2 separate regions of the Mus musculus genome follow, and region 1 is linked to region 2. Evidence: chromatin contacts called from ENCODE Hi-C or POLR2A ChIA-PET data. All regions are on one chromosome and are shown on one strand. The core of a region is the stretch at or near the end of the contact, and the rest is flanking DNA. Distances in the headings are between cores, read along the strand shown. Region 1 overlaps Gm32663 (a long non-coding RNA gene). Region 2 overlaps 4933411E08Rik (RIKEN cDNA 4933411E08 gene).

The links. A loop is a pair of places that touch in the nucleus more often than their neighbours do. ChIA-PET counts read pairs that join two places held with the same protein, here RNA polymerase II (POLR2A).
Region 1: a map of heart shows a loop between it and region 2 (6-fold over the local background). The contact joins two enhancer-like sites. A Hi-C loop is called at or near these places in 5 of 37 maps with a recorded cell type or tissue (gastrocnemius and heart). POLR2A ChIA-PET finds 5 or more read pairs at or near these places in 1 of 5 experiments (embryonic stem cell).

What each region holds. Positions count from the first base shown.
Region 1 is chr10:118,046,281-118,050,929 of GRCm38, forward strand. The region is part of intron 1 of Gm32663 (a long non-coding RNA gene); the gene reads left to right. Among named protein-coding and RNA genes, the nearest start is that of Gm32663, 35 kb to the left of the region's middle. Within about 2 kb of position 3,232, at least 1 of the 3 ENCODE cell types and tissues checked has a DNase peak (open chromatin) inside an H3K27ac peak, as active enhancers do.
Region 2 is chr10:117,939,714-117,944,543 of GRCm38, forward strand. The region is part of intron 3 of 4933411E08Rik (RIKEN cDNA 4933411E08 gene); the gene reads left to right. Among named protein-coding and RNA genes, the nearest start is that of 4933411E08Rik, 17 kb to the left of the region's middle. Within about 2 kb of position 1,303, at least 2 of the 3 ENCODE cell types and tissues checked have a DNase peak (open chromatin) inside an H3K27ac peak, as active enhancers do.

The DNA.
Region 1 (4,649 bases), core at 1,982-4,481, 110 kb after region 2:
TGTGTATGTGTGTGTGTAGGGGGTTTGCCCAGGGTAGAGGAGTGGTATGGTGTCTAGGCTCCACTGCCTTACACTCTCCCTATGTGCACGCTAGGCAATGGCTGCTGTGTTACTTTTAGATTGGGGATTCACTGTGGGGATCTCTTTCAAAACTACAACTCCCATAGAGCTTTATTCATCAGCTCAGTCCTGAGGACAGGGACGCAGACAGCCCCCATGGGTGTTACTCCCTATGCCCGCCCACACATCTGGAAAACAGCCTCTTCATTTAACTTCCTTCTATTAAACTCTTTCAATGGGCTATATGCTTTCACTCAGGGCTCCTGACAAACTCAGCCTGAGTCTAATCAGGCTTGTCTTTTAACCGCACACTCAAACTAGAAAAACAGGTTAAATGATGCCTTGGGGTAAAAACCAAATGGTCCAGAATTGAGGATTTCTTTTTACTGGTGTGTTGTTTTCAAAGATTGTCATGATTAAAAATAAATAAATAAATAAATAAATAAATAAATAAATAAATAAATAAAATGTCAGAAAATTCTTCTAGATTAAAATAAGCTAAGAGGACCACATTGTCACTTGAGGGGGTGTACAGTCACCTTGGAAACACATGAAGGTGTTTTCAGGAAGTTTTAACAGAGTAAGGAAGACTTGCCCCAAATGTGGATGTCACTGTCCCATAGGCTGGGGTCCCAGACTGAGGGAAAGAAGGACCACTGGGTGTCAGCCCCCACCTCTCTGACTTCTGACTGAAGACCCAGTGTGACCAGTGGCCTCAGCCACCGCTGTGACCTCCTTCCCACAATGCACTCTACCCTCAAACTATGAGCCAAAGTAAACCCATCCTTCCTTAAGTTGATTTTGGCAAGGATTTTATTACATCTAGCAGAAAACTAAGCAATACAAATTTATATAAAGCTTGTGTAAAAAAAACCCAGATAAATATTATAGAAATTGAAATATATACATTTGCATGTACATATTAATATATTATATAATACATATATGTTATATATATATGTGCATATATAATATATACCAAACTATATATATATACTATATATCAAACTATATATATATACACACTATATATCTACTATATATATGTATATACAACACATATATACTATATATATACAACATATATAGTTATATACACACACATTTTATATATATACAACACACACACACACATATATATATATGTGGAATAATAGACAATTTTGAGCTGCTATGTGGATGCTGGGAATTGAATCAGGACCTCTGGAAGAGCAGTCAGTGCTCTTAACCACTGAGCCATCTCTCCAGCCCCAAAGGTTTGTTTTTGTTAATCGAAGAGAGAAGCTTAGGAAACTAGATGGGGCTCAGAGAAGGGCCATTTAGATGCCATGTTGACATGATCAGAGCTGTCTTCAGGTTCCTTCTTACAAGCAAGCTGGTGTAGACAGCCGCACAGGGACGGACAAGTCACCATATCCTGATAACTTTGCAACCTCAGTTCAGAGTGCAGAGCAGTGCCTCCGGAAAAACCCGAGATGCATTTTAGCTCACAGGCTGCATCCTTGCTGGAGAGAGGAGCAGGTTAAGCCTGGCTGGAGAATACTAATTCTGATCCAACTGCTTCATTGTTTATGGAAGTCCAGGCTTCCATATAAAGAAAAGAGCAGTTCTCTTCCTAGATAACATTTGATCCATTATGATTTATCATTTGATGAATGGTGAGAAAAAAATCTGTATGCATTTCATAGAGATTACTTCTTTGGAATATTTTTAAATTTACATTTTTGGGGCTAATTTTCATACTTGGATACCATATTATGCCATTTTCCCCCTTCCTTGCTCTCTACCTCTAACGCTGTTTCTCTTGTCTTTTATTCTTTAGGTACAGTCACAGTCACGTTACAAATGAGCTCAGTGGCATAGCCTACTCAGTTCAGAAACACACTGAATCCTCCAGAGAGGTCCAAGCAGAAAGACTAGTGTCTTAGTCAGGGTTTCTGTTCCTGCACAAACATCACAACCAAGAAGCAAGTTGGGGAGGAAAGGGTTTATTTGGCTTACACTTCCATACTGCTGTTCATCACCAAAGGAAGTCAGGACTGGAACTCAAGCAGGTCAGAAAGCAGGAACTGATGCAGAGACCATGGAGGGATGTTACTTACTGGCTTGCTTCCTCTGGCTTGCTCAGCTTGCTTTCTTATAGAACCCAAGACTATCATCCTGGGGATGGCACCACCCACAATGGACGCTCCCCCCCCCCCCCTTGATCACCAACTGAGAAAATGCCTTACAGCTGGATCTCATGAAGGCATTTCCTCTTTTCTCTGTGATAATGCCAGCTTGTGTCAAGCTGACACACAAAACCAGCCAGTACAGCTATCTCCCACCTAAAAGAACACACAACAAACAGTGAGGCAGCAGTTGTTCATGTTCTTCAGGGGACCTGTCATTCTATCCATTTGGCAGTCTTGGCTAGAACATTAACACCGGGACACAACCAGGACAAGATGGCAGGGGGATGTGGTGGGCTGTGATGCTTCTAGAAAAATCTCAATCTCTCTCTCTCTCTCTCTCTCTCTCTCTCTCTCTCTCTCTCTCTCTCTCTCTCTCTCTCTCTCTCTCTCCAAAACAGACGTTCCAAGAAATGTCTTTCTGTCTCTAGATATTATACTGCCAGGATGCTAGTCAAAATTCCCTCACACCATGAGTAGCTCAGCAGCTGGCTGGCCAGTATCTCCTAGTGGATGAATCGATTGTTCCTAGGGTGCCGGGGAGACTTTCCCAACCCAATCAGGTCCGCTGCTATGCAGCTCTCTGAAAAGTAGGCAGCACATTTAGCAGAGCCAAGAGAGAAGTCTCAGATCCTTCATGACAACCGCGGGCTGCAGGATTAATCAAACCTGGAGTTTTTGGACCTCCGATTTTCTTGTTTTTAATAAACACACTTACGGTTGAAAGTGGGTGGAGTTGGTGTGTGATGAATCGGGACTTGATTTTGCTGACACAGGTATCTGTGAGTTCCCACGTAGGAGAGGGAGGGAGATCTATACTAGGACCGGATGGAACAATGGCAAATGGAAATATTCAGTTGGTGCTCAGGAAGAGAAGAGTGACCATAGAGGAGCCTGGAGTACCATCCGGGTTGGAAAAGAACTCTGTCCTGTCTCCGAGAGGAACAGGATGCTGGCAGGGCTGCTGGTGCCCTTGCCAAGGAGGCTGAAGTTCAGGGCAGTGTTCCAGGAGGAACAGGCGCCCGAACGTGGGTCAGGAAGCCAAGGCATGGGGAAGATTGCTCTGCCAGGTTTTGGGACTGCGCTGCCAGGGTCCAGCGCAAAAGTTATATATAGAGAGGCCAGTCGGAGAAAAAGGAAGCACACAGAGAGCCGATAGACTGTAGAGGACTGGACTAGGTGGTGAACAAGGGTAAGGCTCCCAGGATCCTACAAGGCAGGAGCAGAATTGGTTCAGATGAGACAGAATGCTGGTGGCTTTCCGAAACCGCCACAGATCGGGCTGAGAAATGCAGGAAACATTCTTTTTGCAAACAGTCTTGGCCCATTTTCTTGGTATTGTTATAGAACTGCTTAGTTTTCTTCCTAAACCCTTAAAAGAAGTATCGTGGGGCTGGAGAGATGGCTCAGCAGTTAAGAGCACTAACTACTCTTCCAAAGGTCCTGAGTTCAAATCCCAGCAACCACGTGGTGGCTCACAACCATCCGTAATGAGATCTGACGCCCTCTTCTGGTGCGTCTGAAGACAGCTACAGTGTACTTACATGTAATAATAAACAAATGTTAACAACAACAACAACAACAATAACAACAGAAGTATCATCCCTCCCACCACTGCCTCTGTATTGCGTTTGATATGTGATCCTCTGAAAAGGGCTCCCTCCTCCCTCATTCGAGAAAGGTTCCAAGGTTACTTGCTTATCTGCTGCCGGCAATTTGGGTCCTGTGTGGCACACCCCTTGCTTGCAGTGTGATTTCCATTAGTCATTTCCCCCCTTCTTTCTTTTCTTTGCTCATTCAGTTACCAAGTCATCTGCAGGCTGATTCTTTGGACTCTTATAATTGGATGGTCTGAGGAGGTAGCTTCAGAATAAGGAAATCTGTTGTGGTCACTGCATTCTTTGGAGACCTCAGAGCATCAATTTCTCTCTGATTCAGCCAGGAAGTCTGTCTTCCTTTGGACTGTGGTGGCTGATGTCATGAGAGATGATTTTTGTCTAGTCAGCGGGCTGAGCTCTGTGGCAGCATTAGTACCAGAACGTAGTGATGGTGTCGAATGAAAGAAGAAACCATGAAGGGTGTGGTTCCTCCTTGGCTGTGCCCCATTCCTCATTTCTAATAAGGTTCAGCTTCTTTCACCTCAATTCAGTGTGATGCTTCAGAAAGTGAGCAGAGGATACGGTTTCCTGCAATGCAGGAAGCTACATAGGGGCTGGAGAGATGGCTCAGCAGTTCAGTATTTGCCTGCTCTTGCAGAGGTCCAGCATCCACATCAGTGGGCTTACAACCTCCTGTACTTCAATTGCAGGGGATCTGACAACCTCTTCTGGCTTCTGTGGACACTTGCAGGCATCCACATAAACATACCAACACACACACACACACACACACACACACACACACACACACACACACACA
Region 2 (4,830 bases), core at 53-2,552:
TATACCTAACATTTTATTATACATGACATCAGAGCAGGAGCTCAAGGGAAGAACCCAGGGGGCCCTGCTATACAAATCAGGATGGTCTACAGCTTGCTGTTTAGCCCAGCCTGGCCTAAAATCTACCATTCTCCTGCCTCAACAACTGGAGGGCTGAGGTTGCAGGTGTGCACAGTCTCCGTGCCTTGTTAGTTAGTTTTCATTCAATGAATAGGTCACAGCAACCGCGATTGCTCGGTGCTGCCCATTGCTACCTAAGGTCACAGGTAACTGAACAGCTCTCGTCTCGTTCTTAACACTTGGTGGATGTCGTCTCGTTCTTAACACTTGGTGGATGCAGCCGTAAAGTGGAGAAGTCCATTGGCTGACCTCTTCCCTGTGACCTGCAGCCAGACAGGGCTTAGAATAGGTTGAAAGGAACTGGTTCTTGATCTGCTTGTTGAGCTGGTTTTTGAGATACGGTTTTCCCCCCAGTTTCTCTGGTCTCCATTTCCATATCGGTATAACTGTGATGGGCTTGGCCTGCCTTCAGTATTCTGGCAGCAGTTGGGCAAGGTGGTGCACGCCTTGAACCCCAGCACTCCAGCACTTGGGAGGCAGAGGGCTGTCAGATCTCTAGGAGTTGGAGGCCAGCCTGGGCTACGGAAGAGTTCCAGAACAGGCAGGGTTACACAGAGAGACTCTGTCTCAAAACCAACTAAAACCAAACCAGAAAGAACTCTAGCTGAATCTACTTGACTGGTCTAAGAAAAGGATTTCGGAAAAGGACTCTCCACTTGGCCCAGAAGCCAGAGTTATCTAAAACAAAACAAAACAAAACAAAACAAAACAAAACAAACCAAAACAAACCAAACCCCATAAAGGCCTTGCAAATTAGGATAATTATAGATAGCTACGTCATCGATTTAGTCAGGTATACATAGCTGACATTTAAACTTATTTCAGATTCTCCCCTCTCCCCCAGCCCTGCCCCAGCAAGAGAGTGAAACCTTATTGTGGTTTCGGTCTTATGTAGCCTTTGCATCTCCTTAAATTTTTAAGAAGAATTCTGAGACTTTTACTTTTCATTTTTCTTTCTTTTTTTTTTTTTTTTTTGGACTGTAATTACCCACAACATTTGGTCTGGAATTCCCCTTAAGATATTCTCAGAACTTCAGGATCCTGCCGAGTTGTCACAGGGGTAATGTGAAAACCAGAGTAAATACGGCACATGGGGTTCCTTCATACTGAATGAGAGGCAGTTGTGAGTGGAGTAAATGTGTCTGGGAACACACATGCACACCTTGAATTTGATACTGAACTACTGCCTTTGGAAGGCACATTAACTTTCCCCGGTTACCAGGGTTTTCGTTGACATGCTGGGCTATAAATAGCTCCCTGGAGGTGCAAGGGAAATGACACATGACTTCCTTCTTCCCAGGGGACTTAGGACATCAGGGAGTGAAACTCCCTTGCAAATGTTCGGCTCCTTGTCTGCTGGCACTGTTTATAAGGTCACATTTTAGATTAGTCTTCTGAGGTGAGGAATAAAAACGGCAGACAGGGGCTCCCCGAAAGGGCTGCTTCTCAGGGAAAATAATTTTGCATGGAATTTACCTAGTGCACTGCATAAAAATTCTTAGTACAGAATATCTGATACAGTGTAAAAAAATGTATTTCCCTTGAGTTGCTTAAATGCCATCATGCTTGGTATATATAATATGAGGTGCCTTGTTCTATAAATCGTCTCTCCAGAGCCTCTGTGCTGCGTCTCCTGTATGAGCAGCTATGGCGCCTGTTTAGGAAAGGGGAATTGAGTAATTTCTTGCTGAATTCAAACAACATATAGCCACCAGAGGAAATGCAGAAAAAAAAATCTTTATTTTGCTTTGTTATTTTTTAGAGTAAGCAATTTATCTACAGAATTTAGGGGGAAAAAACCCATGTTCTTCCCATAATATTTTGTCTGCTCTATTTCTTGTAGACTTGAAAAATAGGCTGGGTGGGGAGGGCCTGGCTGTGTGAGCCGGGTCAGCAGGTGAGAGCTGTTTGAGCTCCCATCACACATAGCCTGCTTGTCTTTGAATCTCCCTGGTATCTTCCACATAGCAGGCCTTCTCTGAAAAACTATCAAATGTACTAAAATTTATTTTGTTGTGAAAATAATTTCGAGGCCTCCGAGGACTCAGACAGTGCTTGGAAAACGTATTCCTGGATGCTTCTCATTTTAGCTGCATTGCTCTGCTGAGGGGACCCATGTGTGTGATTGAAACACGGGGCATGAGCCTGGGAAGAAATTATAGATAGGAAAAAAAGCAGCAAAAACTGGTAATGTTTGTTAAATATGGGTCACATTAATACAGACTTGCTTTACCTAGCAAGTCAGAGGCTTTGATTTTAGTGTTTAGAGGGATATGTATATACAATATACAACATACAACATATAACATATAATATATAATATATAATAAATAGACACACACATATAATATATATGTAACACACACACACACACACACACACACACACACACACACACATATATATATATATATAATAGGACTTGCTTTTCTTCTTTAAAGAGTTTTATCAAGAAAGCAAGAAAATCAGGTTCATTTTCTGAAATCAGACCCCACTCCTGAGTCCATAAAGTCTAGGCTAGCCTCAAGCTCTTGATCTCTGTTTCAGTCGTTCAAGTGCTGGGATTATAAGTCTGAGTGACAGACAATATTTAAATACACATCAACAATTTAATGTACTGAATAACCCTTTTTGTATAATTGTCATTTCTGCCTTTTAAGACTAATAAACTCCATTGGACATAGTGGCACGCACCTTTAAGCTCTGCACTTGGAAGGCAGAGGCAAGTGGATTTCTATGAGTTTGTAGCCAGCCTGGTCTACATACTAAATTTTAGGACAACCAGCTACATAATATGACCCTGTCTATAAATGATGATGATGATGATAAACTGGGCCAATGAGATGTCTCAGTGGGTAAAGGTGCCCGCTGTCACACCTGAGGACCTGAGGTAGATGCCTGGTGTCCACATGGTAGAAGGAGAAAACCAATTCCCACAAGTTGTCCTTTGACACCCGTGCCAGGGTATGTGTGTGCCCCCTCCCCCTACCACATACACACAAAGTAAATAAACAATTAACGGAAGCATCAAGATGAATACAGTGATGTTCAGAGATGTCAGAGAGCTTGCTGCAGTGCACCCAGTGAGTGGCAAATTAGGATTCTTCCCCCGAAGTGTCTCCGACACTGAACAGATGCGTACACACGGTAAGTCGAAACGGTGTCAAAACATCTGTTCTTTTCGGGTTCTCTCTTGTCTGTAATTATTACCTGTAGACTCTTTCTTGAGTCTTCAGGCTAGATCAGGGTGTTGCTGATGTGAAACAATAAAAGCATCCCACCTCAGTTACCAGATCTGGCAGCATTTCCTGGCAGTATCTCCTGGGAAGTCAGACTGGGTAACACTGAATTACTTTGACTAAAAGGGAAAACAGAAGCTAGAGTGTTTAATTCTCCCTCCGGCTCCCTCTCCCTCCCCCTCCCTCTAAAAGGCAGCGGCTGTCAGGTTTCCTAATGCTGCGACCCATTAATACAGTTCCTTATGCTGTGGTGACCCCCCCCCCCAACCATAACATTATTTTGTTGCTACTTCATAACTGTAATTTTGCTACTGTCATGCACCATCTGTAACTATCCCTGTTTTCCAACTGTCTTAGGTGACCCCTGTGAAAGGGTCATGTTCCTCCAAAGGGGTGATAACCATAGGTTGAGAACCACCGCCTTAAAGAACGTTGGATTTATTTACATTTTGACCAAATGGAGGGAAGAGAAAGAAAGACTCCACCTTCCCTGTAACATTGTTACCATTTCATAGAGAAGATGAAGTGAAAGCCAGATGTGCACATGCTAATTTAGCTGGGATAAGCTGTCACTACAATGTAACAGACATAAACAAGATCAGAAAACAACAATAAAGACAGGGTGGCATTTAGTACCCCCTGAAAGGAGTCAGAAAGCATCATTCCTTGATTCCCATTGTCCTAGGACCTGGGACCTTGGTGAGCTGTGCAGCGTTTCCAGAGCCTTCTTTGGCTACGAAGACAGGGCACACCCTGACGATGGTGGAGTGAAGTAGAAGGAGGTTGGTGGCTTCAGGGCTGTGCCACACAGGTCCCAGTCACGAAACTGCATACTTTGTAATGTCAGGGTCTAAATTGTGGTTCAGTTCAGGTGCTGTCATGTGGGCTTCCTGTCACATGCCACCAACTCTATCAATAATTAGGAGGCTGTCTTAAGTCAGGGTTACTACTGCTGTGATGAAACACTATGACCAAAGCAACTTGGGGAGGAAAGGTTTTTTTTTTTTTTTTTTTTTTTTTTTTGGTATACACTTCCACATTGTAGTCCATCATTGTAGGGCTCAGGAGAGGAACTCAAATAGGGTAGAACGGGGAGGCAGGAGATGATGCAGAGGCCATGGAGGGGTGCTGCTCACTGGCTTGCTCCCCATGGCTTGCTCAGCCTGCTTTCTTATGGAATCCAGGACCACCAGCCGAGGGATGGCATCACCCACAATGAGCTGAGCTCTCTCCTATTGATCACTAATTAAGAAAATGCCCTACAGGTTTGCCTCCTCTATAGCTTGGTTAAGTTGGCATAAAATTAGCCAACATAGAGACCCACGAAGCTGCGTGTGCCTTATTCATGGCTAAACGATAGTTCTCAAAGTGGATTTGGACTCTTGCCTTCTCTTAATGTAATCAAGCAATTTGTATTCCGAGCAAAAGAAACAAAGAAACAAACAAACAAAAACCATTTCGCCTCTCAGGC